2 separate regions of the Homo sapiens genome follow, and region 2 is linked to region 1. A link is an interaction called in ENCODE POLR2A ChIA-PET data of the cell type or tissue named here. Cell type or tissue: GM12878. All regions are shown on one strand. Links, peaks and the distances in the headings refer to the core of each region. The heading gives the core; the rest is flanking DNA. Region 1 holds the start of NCR2 (natural cytotoxicity triggering receptor 2). Region 2 overlaps TFEB (transcription factor EB).

Region 1 (11,670 bases), core at 1,345-9,344:
ATTAAAGATATTGTAGTTCTCTTAATAGATCTATACAGTGCTGAAACAAATATTTTTACAATAAAAATAAGCTAGAATTCTTTTACTTTTAGCAATAGTAACTCATGTCTATTACGCACCAAGCTTTTACATACAATATCTCGTGTGATGCTCACAAGGATTCTGTGGGACAGATGCTGTGTCTCCATATTGCAAATGATGGGATTGAGATTCACTTCAGCCTGCGTCCTAGGTGCACTCCTAATGGCTCTGGGTAGATGGGCTGGATGAATTGGCCTAAGATGAATGTACCTTGCCACACAGGCACTGGTCTGCCCTGGAGTCCCCATGACAAATGCTTGGAGGCAGCCCCTACCTTGGATCCCACAAACAGCAATGACAAGGGCCGCTGGAAAGCACAGGATGCGTCTGAAGGCAGCTGGACAAGCCCAGACTCAGGTCAGTGGCCCTAGAGGGTCTTGGGGAAATGTCCCCAGGGGCTGAACAGAGCCTGGCAATGACCCTTCTGCTCCACTGTGGGACCCTTTCTGCAGACTTGCCTGCAGCCCCAGGACCTTGGCTGTGCCAGAACCCAACAGACTGTTGATCACTCCTTTACTAGCTCCCCTAGCAGTCTTCAGCAGCTCTTCTCCTGCCCACATTGCCTAGTGGCAAGTTTGTTTAATTACCCTCTCTGCAGGCTCATCTCCTGTATATTGTGTTCTCACTTATTCCCTTACACTTTCATTTCCAAGTGTATTGCCTCAGAGTCTTTCGGAGAAGCCCCTTACCTTAGGCACAGGAAAGCCATGGTTCATGACCTGTCCTGGGGCCACCACCCACATGCCCCACCAATGTTGGCCCCAGGATCCAAAGTCACTGGGTCCTCTGCTTTGCCCATTTTTTTCATTCCACCTCCCTTTTTGGCCAGGCACAGTGGCTCACGCCTGTAATCTCAGCACTTTGGGAGGCCAAGTGGGCAGATCACTTGAAGTCAGGAGTTCAAGACCAGTCTGGCCAACATGGTGAAACCCCGTCTCTACCAAAAATACAAAAATTAGCCAGGTGTGGTGGCGGGCGCCTCTAATCCCAGCTTCTCAGGAGGCTGAAGCAGGAGAATCATTTGAACCCAGGAGGCGGAGGTTGCGGTGAACCGAGATCGTGTCACTGAACTCCCACCTGGGCAACAGAGCGAGACTCCATCTCAAAAAATAAAAATAAAACGCTTTTTAATACAATATTTTAAATATTATATTCATTACACAATCAACATATATATGTATATATATATAAAGACTTTTTATTAAAAACAAACATTGCAGATGTTGGTCGAAGTGTACAAAGTTTCAGTTAGACAGGATGAATAAGTTCTGGAGATCTATTATACAGCGTGGTGACTACAGTTAATAATAATATATTGTGTACTTGTAAAGTACTAAGAGAGGGCCAGGCACGGTGGCTCACACCTGTAATCCCAGCACTTTGGGAGGCTGAGGCGGGCGGATCATGAGGTCAGGAGATCGAGACCCTCCCGGCTAACACAGTGAAACCCCGTTTCTACTAAAAATACAAAAACAAAACTGCTAAAAATACAAAAACAAAATTAGCCAGGCATGGTGGCAGGCCCTGTAGTCCAAGCTACTCAGGAGGCTGAGGCGGGAGAATGGTGTGAACCCGGGAGGCAGAGCTTGCAGTGAGCTGAGATCACGCCACTGCACTCCAGCCTGAGCGACAGAGCGAGACTCCGTCTCAAAAAAAAAAAAAAAGGACTAAGAGAGTAGATCTTAAATGTTTACACCACAAAAAAAGATAAGTATGTGAGGTGATGGATATGTTAAATCAGCGTGATTTAATCATTCCACCATGTATACATATATCCAAGCATCTTGTAATACACTAAAAATATACAATTTTTATTGGTCAGTTATACCTTACTAAAGCTGGGTAAAGGAACAAACATTGCAACAGACTACAGATAAAGTTCCCTTCACCACTTCTTCCCCAACATTCATCATAGTTATTGCCCCAAAAGACTGCTATTATTAGTTTGATGTATAGCTTTTCACAAACAGAAAATTTCTGTGTTTGTACAGATAAGAGGTTTATGTGCACAGACAAACCATTTTGAGTTCAGTTTACTGTATATAAGTGGGATTATACCATACATGTCATTCTGCAGCAATTATTAAATTTAACAAGATGTTTGGAGATCTAGCTACATTTGCACACAAGCTGTATTCTTTTTTAACCTTTACATGGTGCTGTATAGAAGACGTGGACCAGAAGTTATGTTATTAATTCCCCTGTGGAGATCATTATTATAAACAATCAGTGATGAGCGTCTTTGTAAATCTCCTTTTGTGCCTGTGTGTGTATTTCTCAAGGATGGGTGAATCCTTGAAATGGAATTGACAAGTCAAGGAATGCACATATTAAACATCTTAGATCCTTATTATTTGCATTCAGAAATGCTGAACAGTTTCTATTCCCACTTTGAACATAACACCCACTTCTCCACACCCTTGCCAAGAGAGTAGGACAAGCTTTTAAAATATTTGTCAAATTAATGAATAAATATTGCAATTTGTTTTAATCTGTAAATATCTGATGAATAAGGAGATAAGACATTCTTGCAAATATCTCTGAGAATGTTTATTTCAATTATTGAAAGTTGCTCATCCATTTCATGAATTATTGACATTAATTCTAAATTCAGGTGTTCTGTGTGCTTGTATTGATGGTTTACCTTCATGCTATTAATTTTTCTCAAATGTATGAGATACTTGATTGTCAAATAGTATTAATGCATAGATGAATTGAGGGAATATTCTCATGTTGGTATTTTGAGCTGTTGAGGCTTCTACTTCTGACATTCTAATTTTTCTTATTTTGTTTTTAACACTCGGAAATCAAACGTATCGGTGGCCACTTTTCTTGTTTAACTTGGATTTATCTTTTTTTTATTTATTTATTTTCTTCCATTTACAAAGATAGGGGGCTGGAAGAGAGAATGCCAGGGGGTCCAGTGGGCCACACCGACCCTTTCTTCCCTCCATGTTCCCCGTTAGAATCTAAGCACAGAAGGAAGAAGGCCTACTTTTCCAGACAGTAGGGCCTTCTCTTGGCTTGCAGAAGTGCATTTGAAATGGAGGTGGCAGAGATGGGATACCACACCGGGCCAGGCCTTGTGGAACCTGCAATGCATTCCCTGCAGAGTGATCTCCAGTAGGCTTCGGAGAGAGTAAGGGCTGGGGCCCTGTCAAGATGCTGCACAGGGAGAATTCCCCCAGGAGCTGTCCACAGGAGCCCCTGAGAAGGTGGAGGCTGAAGGGAGGAGTCAGCTAAGGGCAGATGTGCAGATACGTGTTTGAGCTGGGCAGCCTGAACTTGGCAGAACAGAGCGGGGACAGAGGGGAGCCGGAGCTGGCCGTGGTGGTGACTGAGTGATTTAGGGAAATTAAAGCAAGAGGGGAGATCATGGAGGAGGAAGATTCTCAGGTTGGGCAAAGAGGCTGAACTGGGTTTGGTCTCCCCTGTTTGGGGCGTTGGATCAGATGCACAGGGAGTGTTCCAGAGGGGCTGGGGACAGCAATGTGGGAGGGTCCCACCACAGCAGGGATTTAGGTACTGGTAGGTGTCTTCTGCAGGCACTGGATGGCCCCTTCCTTACTCATTATCTCAGCTGTCCCAGAGTGGCAAGAGCTGAGCATCGCCCCTCGGCCTGTGCTGAGCTGAAGCCTTCAGAGACCTCCATAGCTGCTGCCCCCAGGGTGTTCGTGAAGTGTGTGCACCGCCTGGCCCTGCTCCTCTCCAGGACTGCCCTTCTCCAGCTCTGTCACCCCCTAACTTGGGGCTGGTTTCTATGGAGCAGAGTGGTCTGCTGAAGGAGGGAGTGCTGAAGGAGGGAGTGAGTGTCTGTGTGAGTGTGGGTGCACTTGGGTGAGGGCCTGAGAGTTTAAAGGCAAGGATCTTGATTGGCCTGTAATAAGCAAATGAGCAAACAGAGATGACGGCCAAAGGATATTGAAATCGATGTTAAACATAATTTTCTAACCCTACCCCTGATTTTTGTCTCATCTTCTGAGGCTGACCACCTTTACCAGCACAGCTGTCCCCACTGTGCTCCATTTCGCTCCTCCTCTCTGGCCCCAGGCCAAACCCAGCCATACTCCCCCTGCTCCAGCCTGCAGCTCGGGAGCACATGAAGGGCTGACAGCACCAGGCAGCACAGAGACCGGGGCCCTGGGGGCGGCTGAACGGGGTGAGGGGGTTGGAGGATGGGGTTGGTTCCATGGAGTAAGGAAGGAGAAGAAGCAGGGAGAACCCAGCTGGGGAGATGGCTGCTTCCTGCACTCCCTGAGCCCAGGCCTCCCGCAGGGTGCTTAGGGTGGAAGCCTGGTTCTGTGCCTGACCCACCCTGAACTTCCTGTGAGGGAGCTGTGCGCCCAGACTGCAGCCTTGTGTGGGCAGTAGCTCAGGTCCCTCTGACCTCTCTGGCAGGGAAAAAGCTGCTCTGAGACCAGATGCTTTGAACCTGGCATCCTGGGACCAGGAAGGGCCATTGTTATGGGACCATTGTCATGGGAGCAGGAATAACCCTGTCAGGGCAATTGATGACTGAAGGATCCTGCTGGAGCTGGGGCAGAGAGCCATTGGGGTCAGAGGTATAAGCAGACTTGTTGGGGTTCAGGGAGAAGACTCCTTGGATCTGCAAAAGGCAAGCCTGGATGAAGAGTAAGGAAGTGCCCATGGAGAATCTCTGAGCCCAGGAGGAGCACCAGGTCAGGAGAGAGGAGGCCTGGGTGCTAGTCCTGGTTTGGCCCTGAAATAGCTGAGTGACTGTGGAAAGGCTACTTGCCTTCTCTGGACCTCATCTCCCTCAGTTGTGAAATCAGCACTGAGAGAAATTCCCTTTTGTCCCTGCTACTTCTGGTTCTATCATGGGGGAAATTTACAGCTACCCCTTCACCCCTGCCCAGCCTAGCTTAGCCCTGTGCTGCGTTTTGGGGATCACCTCCAGACCTCTACGGCTCCCTGCTTTCCCCATTTCTGCATCAGAGGCCAGCCCTCCCTTCCCATGGACCTACCCAGGCTCGGAGCCACTGTTGCAGGCTAGACTGGGCCTTGCTAGAAAAGCAAGTACATGAAGTCTCCAGCTCTCCCAGCTCCTTCTCTGGGTTCCTGTGAGTGTGTGTGACAATGAGTTTGGGAGAGGAGGTTGCTGAGGTTCCCAAGTTCTCTGAGGGACCTTCTCAGAGGGTGGGCAGGGAACCCAGAATCCCCCAGAACCCCAGGCTCTTTGACAGGACTTTGCTGTGCCCTGCTCTGATCGTGCCAAGGGGGAGGCACTATCCCTAGCTCTTCAAGAGACTTCTGAAAGGGCCCCAGATCCCACCACAGCTACCTGCCCCAGTCCCTCCTGCAGAAATTCAACTTGTGACAAGGGCTGTTGTGGGTCCCCAGGGAGCAGGGCCAGTCCCAGCCTGGATGAGGGGCTGCCTAAGCCCAGGCTTCCCTGCCCCCAGGTCCCAGATGCCAGAGGAAGCTGAGCGTGCAGATGGTTCCAGCAGGGGCCTCCCCCTAGGGTGCTCAAGGCCCCAAGTCTATGTGGAGGGTGCCCACCCCACTCACACAGGTGGGGAAGCCACAACACAGAGAGAGGGGCAGATTCCCCGCTTTGAGAGCTCCTGTCCCCTGGGGAGAGACGACACACTCTGACACAGCAGAGAACGATACAGAGCTGGCTGCAGGCTGAAGAGACACACAGCTAGTGGCACATAGCAAGGGGTGCTCTTGTAAGCTACAAGAAGGAGCTGTCACTTAGAGTCAGCAGGGGTCAGAGAAGGGGAAAGTCAGCATGGGAACACAGTTGCTGACACACACACACACACACACACACACACACACACACACACGGTGACGTGCCTCGGTGCCATCTGAGGACAGGGCCGCCTTCCTCCCCCTCGGGAGGATGCCCCCACCCTGATTTGGTATGTAATTATGTTCAGGGAGAAGCTGGGCCCCACTGTCGGCGAGGAAACCCCCTAAAAGCTCACCTCCGCCTGTGTGTGCAATTCAGTGGGAGCCTCTTTCTCACCCCTGGTTTCCTGTCATGTCTGTGGGTCGCATTTCAACCAGACCAGCCGGAAGGCTCCAGACCGAAGTCAGGAGGCCTGTTCTGGTCCTGTGTGACTCTGAGCAGGTGGCTGACCATATCTGGGCCTCAGTTCTCACATCTGTGAAAAAGAGAAGTAATGTCTCCCTCGCGAACCTGCTGAGGGTCTTGAGAAAGTGTGCATGAGAATGCTTTGTAAATAATGCTTGTGTGAGTGAGTGGCGGGCATCGCTCCCTGAGCTGTCTTCTAGCTCTGGAGCTCCAGCCTGCTTTCCCACCTTGGGCCCTTGGGCGCCAACATCTGATAGCCCTACTGTGTCCTCCTTTTGCATACCCCTCTGCCTTTCCCATTCTCAGTCTCTGCATACTCCTACTGTAAGGAGAAGGGCAGTGTACTGAGATGGAGTGGAGAGCAGGAGTCCAGGGGCAGGCAAAGCAGTGGACTTGGAATCGAGTCCACTTGACAAGTTCCAATTCCCGTCTCAGTTATTACCTCTGTTCACAGAGCTCCCGGCAGCAGATCGCCAGTCCAGCAGAGCCCCCAGTGGTGCAACTGCAATTACACACAGTGTCTCTACCAGTCCTAAGATATATTAGCTCGTTCTCTTTGTAAATTGCATCGTATTTTAAAACTGAATCTTCAAAGTGCTGACATTAACTAAAGAAAAATATGCTAGAGTCTTTCATCTGTTTATGTTTTAATTAAACAATATTTCTCCAGGGTCCTTAAGTGGCAGAGGTCCAGGATGCAGAGATGAGGCCAGGTCCTGGTTCCTGGGCTCCCTCTACCCCACCCCACTGATGCATCCCATGCTCCGTGTGCTCTTCCCACCCTCCCCTCCCCGACCTTTGCCAGGGACCCTCCCTAGCCTCCCTTGCTGGTTTTGAATCTCCACCTCCTCTCCCCTCTCCTTTCCCGCACCCACGAAACTCCCAGAGTGGAAGCACATCACTGACCCACCATGGAGGCCTGGGCATGACGTCCCTGGCCATCCTGTGACCAGTGAGGCTTGGGGCTTGTGATCAGGGTTCCAAGTGCCCCTGAGTTTGTCATCCACCCTCAGCCTGCCTTTCCCTGGAAAGGGCGGCAAAGCTAGGGCCCTGCAAAGAAGAGAGGCAGCACACAGAGGGAGCAAGGGGGAAGCAGTCCATAACTCGCCCACAGTTTCCTCCTGGCCTTTTCAGCTCCTCCCTCAGGGGTAGGTCATGGTGGGGAGGGGCAGCTGGGCACAGGGGAGAGCAGGCATCTTCTACAGAGGCCTGGGAAGCTGTGTGCCAGACAGCGCCGAGCCCACCAGACCCAGACTCACCTACAGCTGGAGATCCCCACTTCCCTGTGCCCACAGAATCTGCCCTTTGCAGTCTCCCATCTCCCCAACCCAGGCCTCAGCCTGTCTCATTTTTCTATCAGACGTGCTGGAAGAGCAGCAGAATCAGGCCCAGCTCCCAATTCCCTCTCCCCAGTCTTCTCCAGGTGTCCCCTCCCATGAGCGCACAGGAAAAGGACCACATGGCCTGGCGAGCCCTACACCCACTGCTACTGCTGCTGCTGCTGTTCCCAGGTGAGGGGGAGGAGGAGCCCAGGGAGCAGAGGAGATGGGTGTGGTGGGGACTGTCAGGACAGCAGGGTCAGGGAGCAGGTGGCTCTGTGGCCAGAGGCCTGCTGTGAGGCAGGTTGTGCGCGTGGCCTTGACCTATGCGTTACTTCATCATTCTCCAGGCTCTCAGGCACAATCCAAGGCTCAGGTACTTCAAAGTGTGGCAGGGCAGACGCTAACCGTGAGATGCCAGTACCCGCCCACGGGCAGTCTCTACGAGAAGAAAGGCTGGTGTAAGGAGGCTTCAGCACTTGTGTGCATCAGGTTAGTCACCAGCTCCAAGCCCAGGACGATGGCTTGGACCTCTCGATTCACAATCTGGGACGACCCTGATGCTGGCTTCTTCACTGTCACCATGACTGATCTGAGAGAGGAAGACTCAGGACATTACTGGTGTAGAATCTACCGCCCTTCTGACAACTCTGTCTCTAAGTCCGTCAGATTCTATCTGGTGGTATCTCCAGGTGAGCTCTTTCCCTAGGGTCCTCAGAGGGGTGCCCCTCACCCCCTTTTGGTGCCTCCATCACCCCTGGTTTCCCAATCGTGGAAGCCACCCATGCCCACGCCCCAGTCTCCTGGGAAGGCTGTTGGGAACAGGTGCAGGGGGAACTCATATGTGCACAAGAGCAGCCATCTCACAGTCTGCATGACTCCCAAGCCTGCAGCCTGGGCCTCCTGAGAGATGCTGAAACAGACCCGGTGAGCATGCTGACCAGTCAGCCTATATGACCCTGCTACAGGAGGGCAGGACCACCCGGCATCTTTGGTACATAGTAGGTGCCCAGGAAAGGTGCATCCACTGGCTGCCCCCACCATGTAGAGCCAGTGGTATCTGGGTAGTCTAGATACCAAGATACTATGGGTATCCCTCATAGTCCAGATCGGGGACTAAGAATGAGTGAAAAAAACTAAGAATGAGTGAAAAAAAATCAAAAGAAAAACAATATTTTGTGACATACAGGAAATTCAAATTTCAGTGCCTATAAGTGGAGTTATTTTTTGGAACACAGCCATGCCCACTCAATTACCTATTGTCTGTGGCCCTTTTCATGCTGTGACAGCAAAATTGAGCAGCTGTGACAGAGACCACATGGCTCATCCCTGACCCTTTACAGAAAGTGTGCCAAACTCCTGCTCAGAGCAGAGCTACCCACAGTTCCTGTGGAAGAGGACCTTCTAAAAAAAAATCTGCAATTCACATGAGTAATTTTTTTTGTAAAATACAGTAAAAAAAAATTACTAGAAAAATAAGAAAAAGATATATAAAGTACAAGCCCAACATTTATTAAATTTGACAAACATAAAATTACATTTTAATGAATACAATCAGAACAAATATCACATAGGGAAAAATTTATAAAAACTGTATACATTGTTCATTTGAAAGTGTGCCTAAAGGTGATTGATGTAGTGGCTTAACGGTATACCCATAACGTTTTGTCATTCCTCAGTTAAAACTAAGTACAAAGCTAGAAGGGAAATTGCAGTTCTCCATATTAAATGCCAATATGCACCCTTCAAACAAACACCCTGTCTTTCCGTTTTTAAGGATTATAATGTGACAAATGAGCACTTTTCTTACTTGGTAACTTTCCTAATCTGAGAACTATTTATGACACCACATCACTTAGGAGATAATGTATAAAGAAATTGTGTTGATTTTTTTTAAAATAATACTCACAGTAGAAGCCCAGAAAACTGGTCTCACGGAGGTATAATGTCAGAAATAGAAGAAATTTTAAAGCAATTCCGACAAGCTCAACAGTTTTATATTTAACTTTTACAAAAGGAAGCAAGCGATGCTGTAATTTCAAAATGCATCTTCAATCCTTTATCAGTAGCCAGTTCCAAAACTTTATCCTAAAACTTATAGTTTAAATTATCTTTCGATGGGAAAATATGGATTCTAGATCTATGAATTTCCTCTGCATATATCTTCTTCTGACAAAAAAACGAAATTCAAAACATGCTATCAAATTATTAATGTTTTCCCATGAGCACTTGTGAAGATATGCAATATCAATATTATCACTTATTTTGTTGATAAATGTTATTAAATTAAGAACATGTCATAACAATTCATAGAAATGGTTCTTCTGACTTTTATGTTTGCACTTAGACTTTACTTGCCATTGAAAAACATGTCGCTTTACTTCCTTGCATGGAAATATTAACTTCAGAACTACAGTATAAACAAGTCTGATGGTACAATTCACATTTGTACTAAACTGGCTTCTTGTCTTAATTAGGAATTCTTCCTATAGATGAAACATGCTCAACAAAACTTTAAATTTGGCATGCAACAGTAGCTGTTTATGATCTGTTTCCATATTACCACATAATAAAGAGAATGATTTCAAATTTAATATATTCACCTTATAAAATTCACAATTCTGTCCATGTTGGTCAGCACAACGTTCAGTTAAGCTGCTTTTTTTTCATAGTAAAACTCTCTCAATGAAGGAAGCAGTGCATTAATTTAAAATCTAGCCCAAGACTTCTTAACCTGGATGACATTTTCCTGTCATTGCAACTGCAGCCATCAGAACATACTCTTACATAAAACTTAACCCCAAACCACATTTTGATAATATAACCTTCATAGTTTTATACATTCAGAGCTAGTTGTGTTTGTGACAATTAAGCTAAAAGATACAGAATTCCTTCATATCATTGTGTTCAAATTGCATATACTAAAAGAATAGCTATGTTAGCAATATTTGTACATTTTTTCAAATTGCCATGAAAAATACTTTGCTAGCTTTATTTGTTCTAGGAGATGGTCATCCATCTTGTTATCCAATTCCTGAATATGTTGACCTAAGGCGTCAAGGGAAAATGATATCAAGCTCCCTTCTTTGCTATAAATTACCCAATGTCGTAAAGCAAACGTTGTTCAGTAATGTTTTGGCAATTGTAGATGGATTGTTGGTCTTTGCAGTACAAAATGTTACTTTACAAGAAGCCACAAAGTCTAGAGCTTATATGTGAAGTATGGATTCCTTTCAAGAGCTTTTCAATCCAATACTCTTTTTTCTCCTAAAAACAGTTTGTTGTGAACTTGTGTTTTTCCGTTTTATATGTATATGCCACTTGTTTTTTTGTTTTGTTTTATTTCGTTTTGAGGCGGAGTCTCGCTCTGTCTGGAGTGCAGTGGTGCAATCTCGGCTCACTGCAACCTCCACCTCCAGGGTTCAAGCGATTCTCCTGCCTCAGCCTCCGGTGTAGCTGGGACTACAGGCGCCTGCCACCACACCCGGCTAATTTTTGTATTTTTAGTAGAGATGGGGTTTCACCATATTGGTCAGCCTGGTCTTGAACTCGTGACCTCAGGTGATCCGCCTGACTCGGCCTCCCAAAGTGCTGGGATTACAGGCTTGAGCCACCATGCCCAGACTATGCCACTTGTTTTTGTTGTTGTTGTTATTGTTGTTGTTTTGAGACAGAGTCTCACTCAGTCACCCAGGCTGCAGTGCAGTGGTGTGATCTCGGCTCACTGCAAGCTCCGCCTCCTGGGTTCACACCTTCTCCTGCCTCAGCCTCCCAAGTAGCTGGGACTACAGGTGCCCGCCACCATGCCCGGCTAATTTTTTTATATTTTTACTAGAGATGGGGTTTCACCATGTTAGCCAGGATGGTCTCGATCTCCTGACCTCATGATCCGCCCTCCTCGGCCTCCCAAAGTGCTGGGATTACAGGCGTGAGCCACTGCACCTGACCCAACTCAAGGTCTTCAACCTTAATCACATCTGCAAATTTCCCTTTGCCATGGAAGGCAATGTCCTCACAGGTACCTGGGATTAGGGAGTAGACATTTTGGGGTACCCGTATTCTGCCTACCACAATGAGAGATTCTACTTTCAAACAAAACCAGCACAAACTCTTTGGAATAACTGCAGAAGGAAAAAATTTATTTAGAATCAGTTCTACCATCTTCATCTGGCTTACTGTCACTGCCACATTCAGGAAAGATGTTTT
Region 2 (11,670 bases), core at 2,351-10,350, 390 kb after region 1:
ATGCCAAGTCAGAGGGCACAAAATGTCAGACGACAAGGAGCCTGGGAGTCACCTACCAGAAAGTCCCAGGTTGATGTTAGCAGCAGCACTCCCATTTTCAGACAAAGTCGGCCTGGACCCTTGATATGTAAAACATGAGGATGAAGCCGCTCCATGGAGCACCAGGAGTCAGTGTGAGGAGCAGGAGAGCAGCATGGGGAGTGGGAGGACCACCCCACCTGGCCTCCAACCAGGGCCTCCCCCACGCTCCCAGATAGTACCCAAGGCACCTTCTGGGACTGTGACGAAGAATCTGAAAACCACAGTTTTCTCTGGCCTCTCCATGTTGCGGAAGTCTGGAGGAAGCAGGGAGTATGTGCGGACCACACAGCTTAGGGAGAGCTAGGACCACAGCCCTGGCCCTCCCAACTTCCAGGCCAAGCTGTTTCCCAAGACTCTCAAGACAACAGGACCCCATCCTCCACATGGGAAAGGGACACAGCAACACCCCCACTCCCAAAAAAGTCTCATGAGCCGGGCGCAGTGGCTGACACCTGTCATCCTAGCACTTTGGGAGGCTGAGGCGGGTGGATCACCTGAGGTCGGGAGTTCGAGACCAGCTTGACCAACATGGTGAAACCCCATCTCTACTAAAATTACAAAAATTAGCCGGGTGTGGTGGCGGATGCCTGTAATCCCAGCTACTCGGGAGACTGAGGCAGGAGAATCGCTTGAACCCAGGAGGCGGAGCTTGCAGTGAGCCGAGATCACGCTACTGCACTCCAGCCTGGGCGACAGAGCGAGAATCTGTCTCAATTAAGAAAAAAAAAAAAAAAGTCTCACGGATTCAGGTCCTCCCATGCTCCCAGTACAGGGCAAAAAGCTCCACGTACATCACGCCTATGACCCAGGTATTATCATTTCTTTCTTGTATATAAAGAAGTGGGCGTTCAGGAAGATTAAGTGACTCATCCAAGGTCACCCAACCTGTGAGTGGCAAAGCCCAGATTCCAACCCAGCACATAGCTCTTGACCCCCACTGCAGCCTTGCAGACATCACCACTGTCGTGGTGCCTGGCTATAACAACTTCCTCTGAGCCCCACTGCAAGCCTCATCTCACTCAAAGAAAAGCTGAGAGGTCTCCTACCCAACTCACCCCAACAGGATGTCACATACGGAGCTTCTCAGTAATATAGCACTACCACTGCTACTAATACCACCACCTCTCTATTATACAGCACTTTCTATTTAGGCAGTTCATACAGTATTATCTTACTTAATCCTCACAACACTACACTCCCATCTCCATCTCACAGAGGAGGAAACTGAGGCATACAGAGGTTGATGAGTTGCCCAAGTTTACACAGCTAGGAAAGAGCCGAGCTAGGATTCAACCCCAGGCAGTCTCACCCCAGTGGTACACCCCCTCCCTATAATGTCTGCTGGCTCCTCCTTCAGCGGTAGCTGTCACAAGCACCATAGTTTGGGGCTTGCCTCCCTCCTCTGAGGCCTCTCTGCAGGGGTCTGAGGCCAACTGGACCCCTGAGGGGTGGATGTGGGAAACCTATCTGATGAGCACCTTCAGCTCATCCTCTCCAGCTGTGGTAACACCATCCCCACCACCCACCCACTCACAGGAGCTAGAGCTGGAAGGATGAGATCCTGGGAGAGCAATCAACGCACAAGCATGAATAGGACACCTACTGCATGCCAAGCTTCAAGCTGTGGCAGGTGCAGGAAGTAGAAGATTCTGTCCTTGCTCTCCTGCCAGAGGCTCCAGTCCCCAGAAATGTCCAAAGGAGTAGCCCCTGCCACCCCCACCCCCTTTAGTGCTGGCTGCACCAGATGTTGGCAACACTTAGAAACAGGGCTAAAAATAGACTCTATAATGAGTCTGTGCTAAGAATAACTTGGGCAAACAGCCCTCCAGGAGAGGACACTCTCTGACAGGGAGCCACCACCTCCTCCCACCTCACAACCCAGCCTGGCCTACCCCCTGGCCCATCACTCAGAGTCCCCCACAGCTAGCAGAGGACCTGGAGCATTTCGAACCTAACTGCTGTGTTGATGGAGGCATCGGCATGCCCGCGTGCACCCTACATCACAAGCCAGGTGACCGGCCACCCTCCATGAAGGGTGGGGGCATCAAAGGACTGGGCAGAAGCTGGTGGGAACTCCCTGCTCCAGGCAGAGCTGTACTGAGGCACCAAGTCACTTGAGTTGTTTCCCCACTCTAACACCAACTCCCAGCAGGAAACTAGGAAAATAGGGCCCCCCAGCTCGAAAATCGTGCTTCATTTCATGTCTCACCTGTGACATGGGTCCCTCGAGTCAGCTAGACCGGCCCACTTCAGACATGTTCAGGGGAACTGAGAGCAGAGAGAGGCAGCAGTACACTGAAAAGCAGACATCAACTGTGGCCGGGGGAGGGGATCAGAACTTTAGGGCCCCAACCATGCTAGCTCCCACAGCCAGGGCCTCCTTTTCCCATGTCCTCACTGCCCCCAGAAATTATAAGAACTGTCAGACTCATGGATATCTGCATATGGATTGAAAATTAGTAGAGCACGTTCATGTATGATATCAGAGCTGAACTTCTCAAAAACTCCAGAAGACAGACAAGATGATGAGTTTCATTACACAACTGAGGAGAATGAGGCTCAGGAAATGGAATTAACTTGCTAGGGGCCCTGCAGCTGGGATGAAGCCTTATTGCCATCTATTAGTCTGAGAAGGATCTCCCAGCAGCCATAAACTAGGCATAGCTCCATCTCATAGCAATGCCCAGAAGGAAACAGACACCCTCTAATGCTGGGAGCAAGCAGGAGGGGGCCAGAAAAAGGTAAGGAGCTCTCAGGAGGAAACAGCAGCACACACAACACTTCTCTGAGGACAAAGGAAGAAGGAAGAGGAAGAGGTATCCTGGGCAGAGCACTGGCCATGGAGTCAGGAGCAAGGAGTCTGGCCCTAGCTCTGTAACAGGTAACTGCATAACCTGGGAAAATCCCTTCCTAAGTTTCATTCCAGGTCTTAGTTTCTCTATCTGGAAAATGGGGCTTTAAACACCAGGCCTTTGAGATACCCTAGAGTATATATCATGACCACATATTGGAGATGTACAACAAAAATTAGCATATCACAGGCTCTGACAAGCCCTACAGCAAAGAAAACCATTTGGGGTTTTGTGTAGTTGTATATATTTATGGAGTACAAGGTGATGCTATGATTTATGAGCACCATGTGGAATAATTAAATCAAGTTAATTAACATATACATCACCTCAAATACTTGTCATTTTGGGTGGTAAGAACATTTGAATTTTGGGGGTGTTTTTTTTTGTTGTTTTATTTTGTTTGTTTGTTTGTTTTTGGAGACAGGGTCTCGCTCTGTCACCCAGGCTAGAGTGCAGTGGAATGATCACAGCGCACTGCAGCCTCAACCTCCCAGGCTCAATTGATCGTCCCACCTCAGCCTCTCCCATAGCTGGGACTACAGGCATGCATCATCACACCCGGATAATTTTTGTATTTTTTTGTTTGTAGTAACAGGTTTCACCATGTTGCCCAGGCTGGTCTTGAACTCCTAGGCTGAAGTCTCCCGCCTCAGTCTCCCAAAGTGTTGGTATTACAAGCATGAGCCACCACACCCAGCCTAGAACATTTAAAATTAACTCTTAAATGATTTTGAAATATACAATAATTACTATTTACTATATTCACCATGCCGTACAATACATCTCAAGGAAAAAACTTATGCCCCCTGTTTGAGGTTTTGTACCCTTTGACTATCATCTCCCCATTCCCCCAACCCCTATTTTTCTTTTTTTTTTTTTCTTTGACTTACAGTCTCCTGTGCCTGCTTGACCTCTAAACCTTTCCACAGAAAACATCTTGGGAAACCCTGGAATAGATTTGGAGCCACCAACTCAAATGCCTGCAGGGGCCAACAGGAAACATGAAAGCCTGAAGCAGGCCCAAACACAATCCGTTGGGACCTGCGGTTGGCTGCAAACCCTAAAGAATTCCTGACAGCTCTGGAGATTCAAGTAGTCTAGCACAGGGGTCCCCAGTCCCCAGGCCACAGACCCATACTAATCCATGGCCGGTTAGGAACCAGACCACACAGCAGGAGGTGAGTGGTGGGCAGGCAGGCAGGTGAGCGAAGCTTCATCTATATTTGCAGCCACTCCCCATTGCTCACATTACCACCTGAGCTCCACCTCCTGTCAGATCAGCAGTGGCACTGGATTCTTATAGGAGTGCAAACCCTATTGTGCATTGTGCATGTGAGGGATCTAGGTTGCATGCTCCTTAGGAGAATCTAATGCCTGATGACCTGTCACTGTCTCCCATCACCCCCAGATGGGACCGTCTAGTGGCAGGAAAACAAGCTCAGGGCTCCCACCAATTGTACATTATGGTGAGTTGTATAATTATTTCATCATATATTACAATGTAATAATAATAGAAATAAAGTGCACAATAAATGTAATGCTCTTGAATGATCCTGAAACCCTCCCCTGCCATCCATCCATGGAAAAACTGTCTTCCACGAAACCAGTCCCTGGTGCCAAAAAGGTTGGGGACCGCTGGTCTACCACTTCTATTTCACTGAAGGTCTCCTTCAGGACCCATCCAACATCTTCAACAACCCTATTGAGAGGAGCAAGGAAGGGGTCAGTGCCCTGTGTCACACAACTGAGGAGACTGAGACCTAGGAGGCCAGACACCCGGCCCAGGGTCACACGGCAGTTACTGGCATGCAGGTCATGTGGCAGGTCCCATTTATTCGGCCCTTATTGTGTACTATGTACTTCTCAGTCTTTATCTCACATAGCTCTCACAACAACCCTTTGAGGAAGGCACAGAGGAAGAAACCAATGGTCAGAGAGATTCAGTCACTGTTTGAGGACCCACAGCTAGAAAGTGGCACTACCCAGATTTGAACTCTAGTATCCCGAATCCAGAACTCAGGCCCTCAGGCCAGCTCTCCCATTTACTAGCTAGGTAACCTTGGGTGAGAGATTTAACCTCTCTGGGCCTCAGCTTCCTGAGGCCCATTTTATTATCCCTGTAAAATGGGATAATAAAAAGACCTGCATTCGGTTGTTGTATAAAGTTTGCAAATATATAAAAGTGCTTAGCACAGCGCTGGCACACAGGAGTGCCAATATATGTGACCTGTCATTAAACACCACATTCTACTGTGGGAGCTCATGCCTGAGCCTCTGGGCTCTGTGCTCAGTGGGTTGGAAGCCACCCACAGCCTCCTGAAAACTGGCCCCTGCCAATCAGTCCTAGGTTACTGCCTCTCCACCTGCCACCACAGCCCCTTAAGCTGGGACTCCTGGGGTACTCAATGAAGAGTGGAGCTTTAGAGGTTGGGGGTTCCCAGATTTAGGCCAGATCTGGGTCTCATCATCTGAGGCCCCTACTGGGCTGCCTGCACTCAAAGCTGGGGATATCCCCAGCCTGCCATGGGTCACAGGCTTCTCCTCCCACTGCCCTAGGTCACAGGGTAGGGAGGCCAGGGGCTCTCCAGACAGGCAGCTGATGTCCTCATGACCTTCCCCAGTCCTCCCAGCCTTAAAGACGACAATCATAACCCACCCAGAGCTCTTCATACTTCCTGCAGCCGGTTCATCCACAATAGGTCACAAGATGGGCATCACCACCCAGGAGGCTGGCCGCTCAGGAGACAGTGTGCCTCCTTTACAGATGGAGAAACTGAGGTCCTGACTAGGCCAAGCACTTCCCAGGGCAGGGATCTAAATAGTGGGAAGTCTTCTGGCTTCTGGATAGGGCTCAAGCTGAGAGCCAGGTTGCAGGCCAGGCCCACGTGGGTCTCACCCATAGTGACTACAGATCCTGCAAGCTGGGGGAGGGGGCATCAGTAAGGCCGAGTCCTTCTCTACCCCACCCCACCCCAGCCAGGGAGACTGGCACAGCCCTCACCCATATATAATTATTCCATCATATATTACAATGTAATAATCATAGAAATAAAGTACACAATAAATGTAATGTTCTTGAATAATCCTGAGACCCCAACCTCCACCCAACCCCCTGCTCCAGCAAGCATGGGCAGCTCCTGCCAGGCCTGACCCTGCAGCCTTCCACTGACGGCAGCCTCCCACCTTTCCAGGTAGCTCTCCAGCCCCCAGCCCCAGCCCCCAGGACCCAGGCCAACCATTCACCCCAGGCATCACCCCCTCTCATCGTCCCCACCTGACACAGGGTCATCACCCAGGAATCCCTCTCTGACCACTCTGCTCCCTCCTCTGCTGACCCACAGTCTTGGTAACCACCTTGCTAAGAACTGGGCCCTGATTCTCCAGTCAGACCATGAGGTTTGCTGAGGACAGGCACCCTGGCCATAGCACTGCTGCTGCGCCTTATATTCAGTAGGTGCTCTATAAACATGGCACAGGAGGGACAGAATCTCTAATGCAGTGGCACCAAAGTTTTGGACCATGGCTCACAGAAAAATATACTTTATTTGACACTAGGCACACATACACACACACACACACACACACACACACACACGAAACATGTTCTACACAACAATGCTTACTGATACTGAGCAATACACTTGAATATTTTCTAGTCTCTTCTTTTTCATTAAAAAAAAATTCATGGAGACCCACCAAACTGATTTCATGGCTGAATTAGGGTCCAATTAGTGGCCCTGATCCACAATTTGAAAAACCTCCCTCCAAAAGTATCTGTGCAGCCCAACTATCTGCCTGGCGCGTGGCCCTCTCTACAACAGGCGCCTAATAATGGCATCCATCTGTCAGACACTTACTCCAGGCCAGACCTGTGCTAAGCATTTTACTATGGTGTCTTATTTCATCCTCACCATCACCCTAGGAGATAGGAACTGCTATCACCCCCATTTTAAATGTGGTGAAACTGAGGCCTGAGGCCAAACAGTAACTGGCTCAGACAGAGCTGAAAACCAGGCCTGTGTGAATCTGAAGCCAGATTCAGAACCACTGCACCCTCATGCCCACAGATGAGTGGCCTTCAACTGCTCTCTCAAGACTACACCCTGGCAGGGAGCTCACTCTCCTAGGAAGTCTCTTCCAACTCCAACTACTAATAAACCATTCCTTATATTATTATTATTATTATTAAGGCAGAGTCTCCCTCCGTCGTTCAGGCTGGAGTGCAGTGGTGCAATGTAGGCTCATTGAACCCCTTCGCCTCCTGGGTTCAAGCGATTCTCCTGCTTCAGCCACCCAAGTAGCTGGGATTACAGGCACATGCCACCATGCCCAGCTAATTTTTTGTATTTTAGTAGGGACGGGGTTTCACCATGTTGGCCAGGCTGGTCTCAAACTCCTGACCTCAGGGGACCCGCCCACCTCGGCCTCCCAAAGTGCTGGGATTACAGGCGTGAGCCACCGCACCTGGCTCCATTCGCTATATTAATTTAACTCTTTATAGCTGTGGGTTACTTTGATTACTTAATTGGGGATGGCACAGAGAAAAGAAAGGGCTCCCTGGCCAGAGCCCACAGGCTGCAAGGCCAGCCCTCACACCCCTCCCAGCAGACCCTCCATCCTCCTCCTCTCCCATACTTCTATTGGAACCCAGAAAAGGGGCAGGGGTGTGGGTGAGGGGCCCACCTGTGGGCTGAGTGGACCATTCTGCCATTCTCCCTCACTGATATAGCTGCCCTGGAGCAAGTCACTCTAGCCCCTGGGCCTACATGTCCCCATCTGCAAAATGGGAATGATAGCAGCATCCCCCTCATGGGGTGACTGAGGGTGAAGGGGCTGGTACAGATGAATCACTGGGCACAGTACCTGACATGGAATAAGGCCAGGTAAACATGAGCTCTTACTATCAATCTCAGTTCCAGCTCAAACTTCCACCATCAAAAATGATCGTCAGGAGCCCTGGGCAGTTTTTTGCCATCTGCACACAAACATGCTATGTCCTGGTGAAGTGTTAACCTGTGCAGGCACTTAGTGGGAGGCTGGCTCTATTCTGAGCACTTTATGTGAGTAAAGTCTTTTACTCTTCAGAACTCACAAGGTGGGCACTATAACTGTCATCTCCATGTTACAGATGAGGAAGCAGAGGAGGATAACTTGCCAGCATCATGAAACTGCAAAACGACAGGGCCAGGATTCAAGCAGGTGGATGTAGAGCATATGCTCCCAGCCCCTAATGTAAATGGGTATTCACTGTGGCCTGGCCAGTGACATGCTAAGCCCATCCTGCCCATGACCTTCTCACTCGACCCTTGAAATAAGCCTGGAGAGATGAGGAAACTGAAGCACAACTCTGGCTGACTCCTGATTTCCCACGCTGTCCAACCTGCACTCCAGAGCTTGGCCACCTTCTTCCCCATTCTTTCCCTCACCCCAGCCTTGGCCATGCTCAGAGACCCCCACCCCTCCCCAAAGACATCCCAATGCCAGTGCAGCCTGAGGGGCCTCATCCCTACCCACCCACCTCCCCAAAGACACCACACGCATGCACATACACTCACACAGATGCACACAGGCTAACACACATGGACACACATTCACACACATGCTCACACACATGCACACACTCACACACATGCACGCGTGTGCTCTCATACCTTCGAGAGGGCAGCCCCCTGGAAGGAGGCCCCTGGAATGCTCAGCTCCTCCAGGGGCCGGAGCCCAGGGCCGCACCCCAGCCCCAGGGCCGGGCTCAGTTTCCTCATTTCCCCGGCGGCTGCTGTTTCTCACCCAGCCCCCTGCACCTCAGCTGGAGAGGAAGTTGCACAATCCCCTGGGAGCTGCAAATGCGGCCGAGGATTACTCACAGCACAGAGGGAACTGCGCCCCGACGGCACAGTCCCACACCGCAGCCTACCCAACACAGACTGCTTCAATCTCACCCGCCCGGCTCCAGGCGCCCACAGCGCTCCTTGGTCCTCCCACAGGAGGCCTCTCATGGCCGCCCTGACCCCAGCCTGACCTCAGAGGGCCCTAGGCAGATGGAGAGACACAGAGCAGCAAGAATTTCGCCAGAGTCCCAATCCCACCAGGTCCAGGGTGGGCCTAACCCTAACCCCAGCCCCGCTTCCTAGAGACATGTGTCCTTCTAGCCAGAAGCCCCACAGCTCACCATCTTCCTGACTGGCCATACACCTGCAGTCTTGGCCTTGGGCCTTCCCAGGGCCTCCAGACACCCAGGTCGAGGCCGTACTACAGCCCACCTTGAAATGGAGCCTGAGATCAAGCAGAGCCCTGGGCAGCTCCGGGAAGATCCACACCACCGCACACTTTTCACTTGTGCAGAAACTGTTCTTGATACACATGCAAGTTCAGTGGTTCCTCAGCCCCCCAGCACTTTTTTAGCAGCCTGCCAAAGAGACTGGGCAGAGATTTCACTTAGTGCTTCTTTCTGGTGGCCAAGGGATTCCCATCGTTGATAAGCAAATACCCTGTATTAAGAAAGGTTAAGCTATTATCGGTCGTCTGCGTCTCAGGGTGGATGAGTTTACTGGGCCCTTTCGTGAGTGCAGGTTTCAGGAAGGAAGCGGGCAGCAGAGAGGAGATGAGGCAGGCCGTGGCTCCTGGAGAAGGCAGGAGATGCCAGCAATGTGAGGGAAGCCCAGAACAGTGAGGCCAGAGAGGCCCAGGGAGGATGGACCCAGACTCTGGTCCAACCCTGGGCCTCCCTGGGCTGGCAAATTCTGGAAGGACACAAAGGATGAGTAGGAGCCAGGCCTGGGTGTGCAGAGCCCCCAGGGAGGACCTCTGGCTCCCGCCCCTTGCCGCCCGAGACCTGCAATGGGGCCTCAGATAAGGAACATGATAAATACCTCTTATCACCCCCACAACCTTGGACTCCCATCCAGCTAAGGACAAAGTTGGAAATGTTTTTGTCCTGGGCCCCAAGGCTCCCAGAGAACCCCTCATTTCTGCAGCCCTCATCAAAAGGCTGGGGCCCGCAGGGACTGTGGGGGAAGCGCCTCACAGCCCCTGCAGCAGCACGAACCAGGACTGAGGTTCACAGCGGTCACCTGATGCCTCCAGCTTGGTGGACAGGGAACACAGTCAAGGAAGAAGGGCCAGTGCTGAAAAGGCCTGGCTCTACTGGAACGCAACAGCCACAAGGCCCCTTTGCAGGGACGCCTCCCCCAAAATGCCTGCACATTCACCATCTCCCCCATCCTGACAAGAGCCCCATGAAGGGGAAGGGCAGCAACGCTTGCTATCCGTTTTTCAGATTCCAAGGAGGCTGAGGCTCAAATCACTTAAGTGACTTCCTCGAGGCCATGCAGCAAGTTTATGGCAAATCTGTTTCCTGGCTCTTTTCCTAGATCAGAGTTTCTCAACCTCAACACCAGACACTCAGGGCCAGGTAATTAGTTACAGGGGCTGTCCTGTGCATTTTAAGATGTTTAGTGGTATCCCTGGCCAATATCATCAGACATTGGCAAATGTCCCCTAGGGGGACAAAATCACCCCTAGTGGAGAACTACTGCCCTAGAAGCACCTAAAAGATGGGCACCTGCCAATTCCAAATTGAACGGTACACCTGCTGAGGGCTCTAGCCTGAGAGTCTCCCCCTCTCCCCCACCAGATGTGCTAGGCAAGAGGGCCTGAAGGGTGATGGGTACTCTGTGGTTCAGTACCCTCTGGGAAGAGGCTTCTTAGCCCCAGCAGGCACTGCCACTTAGGGGGTCTCCCCACAAGACCAATATCACCTTCCAACTCCCAAGCTACATGCCAACCCCCTTCCTGGCATTCAATATTACCCTGATCTTTCAACCGTTTTGATCATATATTCCTATCAGTAAAAACTTTTGAGCACTCTCAATATATGCTTCTTTCCTTGTAAATTGCTTATATATACCCCGATGCATGAATATATTATAGATGTCAGCAAACATACCCCAAAATTATATATTTTTAAAATGAGAATGAAAATGCAATACACCAGGATGAGACATGTTACACACTCACCATCATGGCAGAAATTAAACTAACAAGACCAAGTGTTGATAAGGCTAAGGAGCAACAGGAACTCTGTGGGCCACTAGCAAGGAGTAAAGTAGTACAACCACTTAATAAAATATTTACTGAAGTTGAAATATACATTAAAGGCCAGGCCCGGCGGCTCACGCCTGCAATCCTGGCACTTTGGGAGGCCGAGGTAGGAGAATCGCTTGAGCTGGGGAGGTGGAGGTTGCAGTGAGCTGAGATCGCGCCACTGCACTCCAGCCTGGGCAACAGAGCAGACTCCATCTCAAAAATAAATAAATAATAAAAAGAAAAGAAAGAAAATTAACAGACTACGGCTATACACAACATAAGTGACTCTCACAAATACACTGTTGGGTGGGAAAAGCCTGACGTAAAAGAACATGTCCAGCGCCATTCCATCTGTATTAAATTCAGAGTCAGGCAAAACTAAACTCAGCTAAGGGATGCAGACATAGGTGGTTACATAATAAAAGAGGCAAGGAGCTGATTATCGTACAGTCAGGATAGTGATTACCTCTGGGGGTGGAGGGCACATGAGTTGATTTTGGCGTACAAGCTACATTCTGTTGTTTATTCACCTGGGTGATGGTTGCCTAGGGGTTCACTTTTTTTTTTCTTTAGATGGAGTCTTGCTCTGTCACCCAGGCTGGAGTGCATTGATACGATCTTGGCTCACTGCAACCTCCACCTCCCAGGTTCAAGC

The links. ChIA-PET counts read pairs that join two places held together with the same protein. Peaks named below come from ENCODE experiments on the same cell type or tissue, not always from the same donor. Only the 100,000 strongest peaks of a DNase experiment are listed, where the experiment ranks them.
Region 2: POLR2A ChIA-PET joins it to region 1 with 13 read pairs; 3 of 35 experiments call an interaction of 5 or more read pairs at or near these places.

The regions. Positions count from the first base shown.
Region 1 is chr6:41,328,273-41,339,942 of GRCh38, forward strand. It overlaps NCR2 (natural cytotoxicity triggering receptor 2), which reads left to right and starts at 7,336. Exons shown (of 5, transcript NM_004828.4): 1 at 7,336-7,656; 2 at 7,815-8,156. The coding sequence starts at 7,605. RefSeq lists an enhancer at 5,954-6,083. In GM12878, for the core only: a CTCF peak has its summit at 6,619; a DNase peak (open chromatin) is centred at 5,999; H3K27ac peaks cover 2,501 bases.
Region 2 is chr6:41,714,877-41,726,546 of GRCh38, forward strand. All of the region lies in intron 1 of TFEB (transcription factor EB), which reads right to left. Among named protein-coding and RNA genes, the nearest start is that of MIR10398, 13 kb to the right of the region's middle. RefSeq lists enhancers at 1,457-1,506, 1,617-1,716, 8,228-8,770, 9,012-9,101, 9,432-9,571 and 1 more. In GM12878, for the core only: no CTCF peak of the experiment used is centred there; a DNase peak (open chromatin) is centred at 8,795; H3K4me3 peaks cover 7,271 bases; H3K27ac peaks cover 7,542 bases.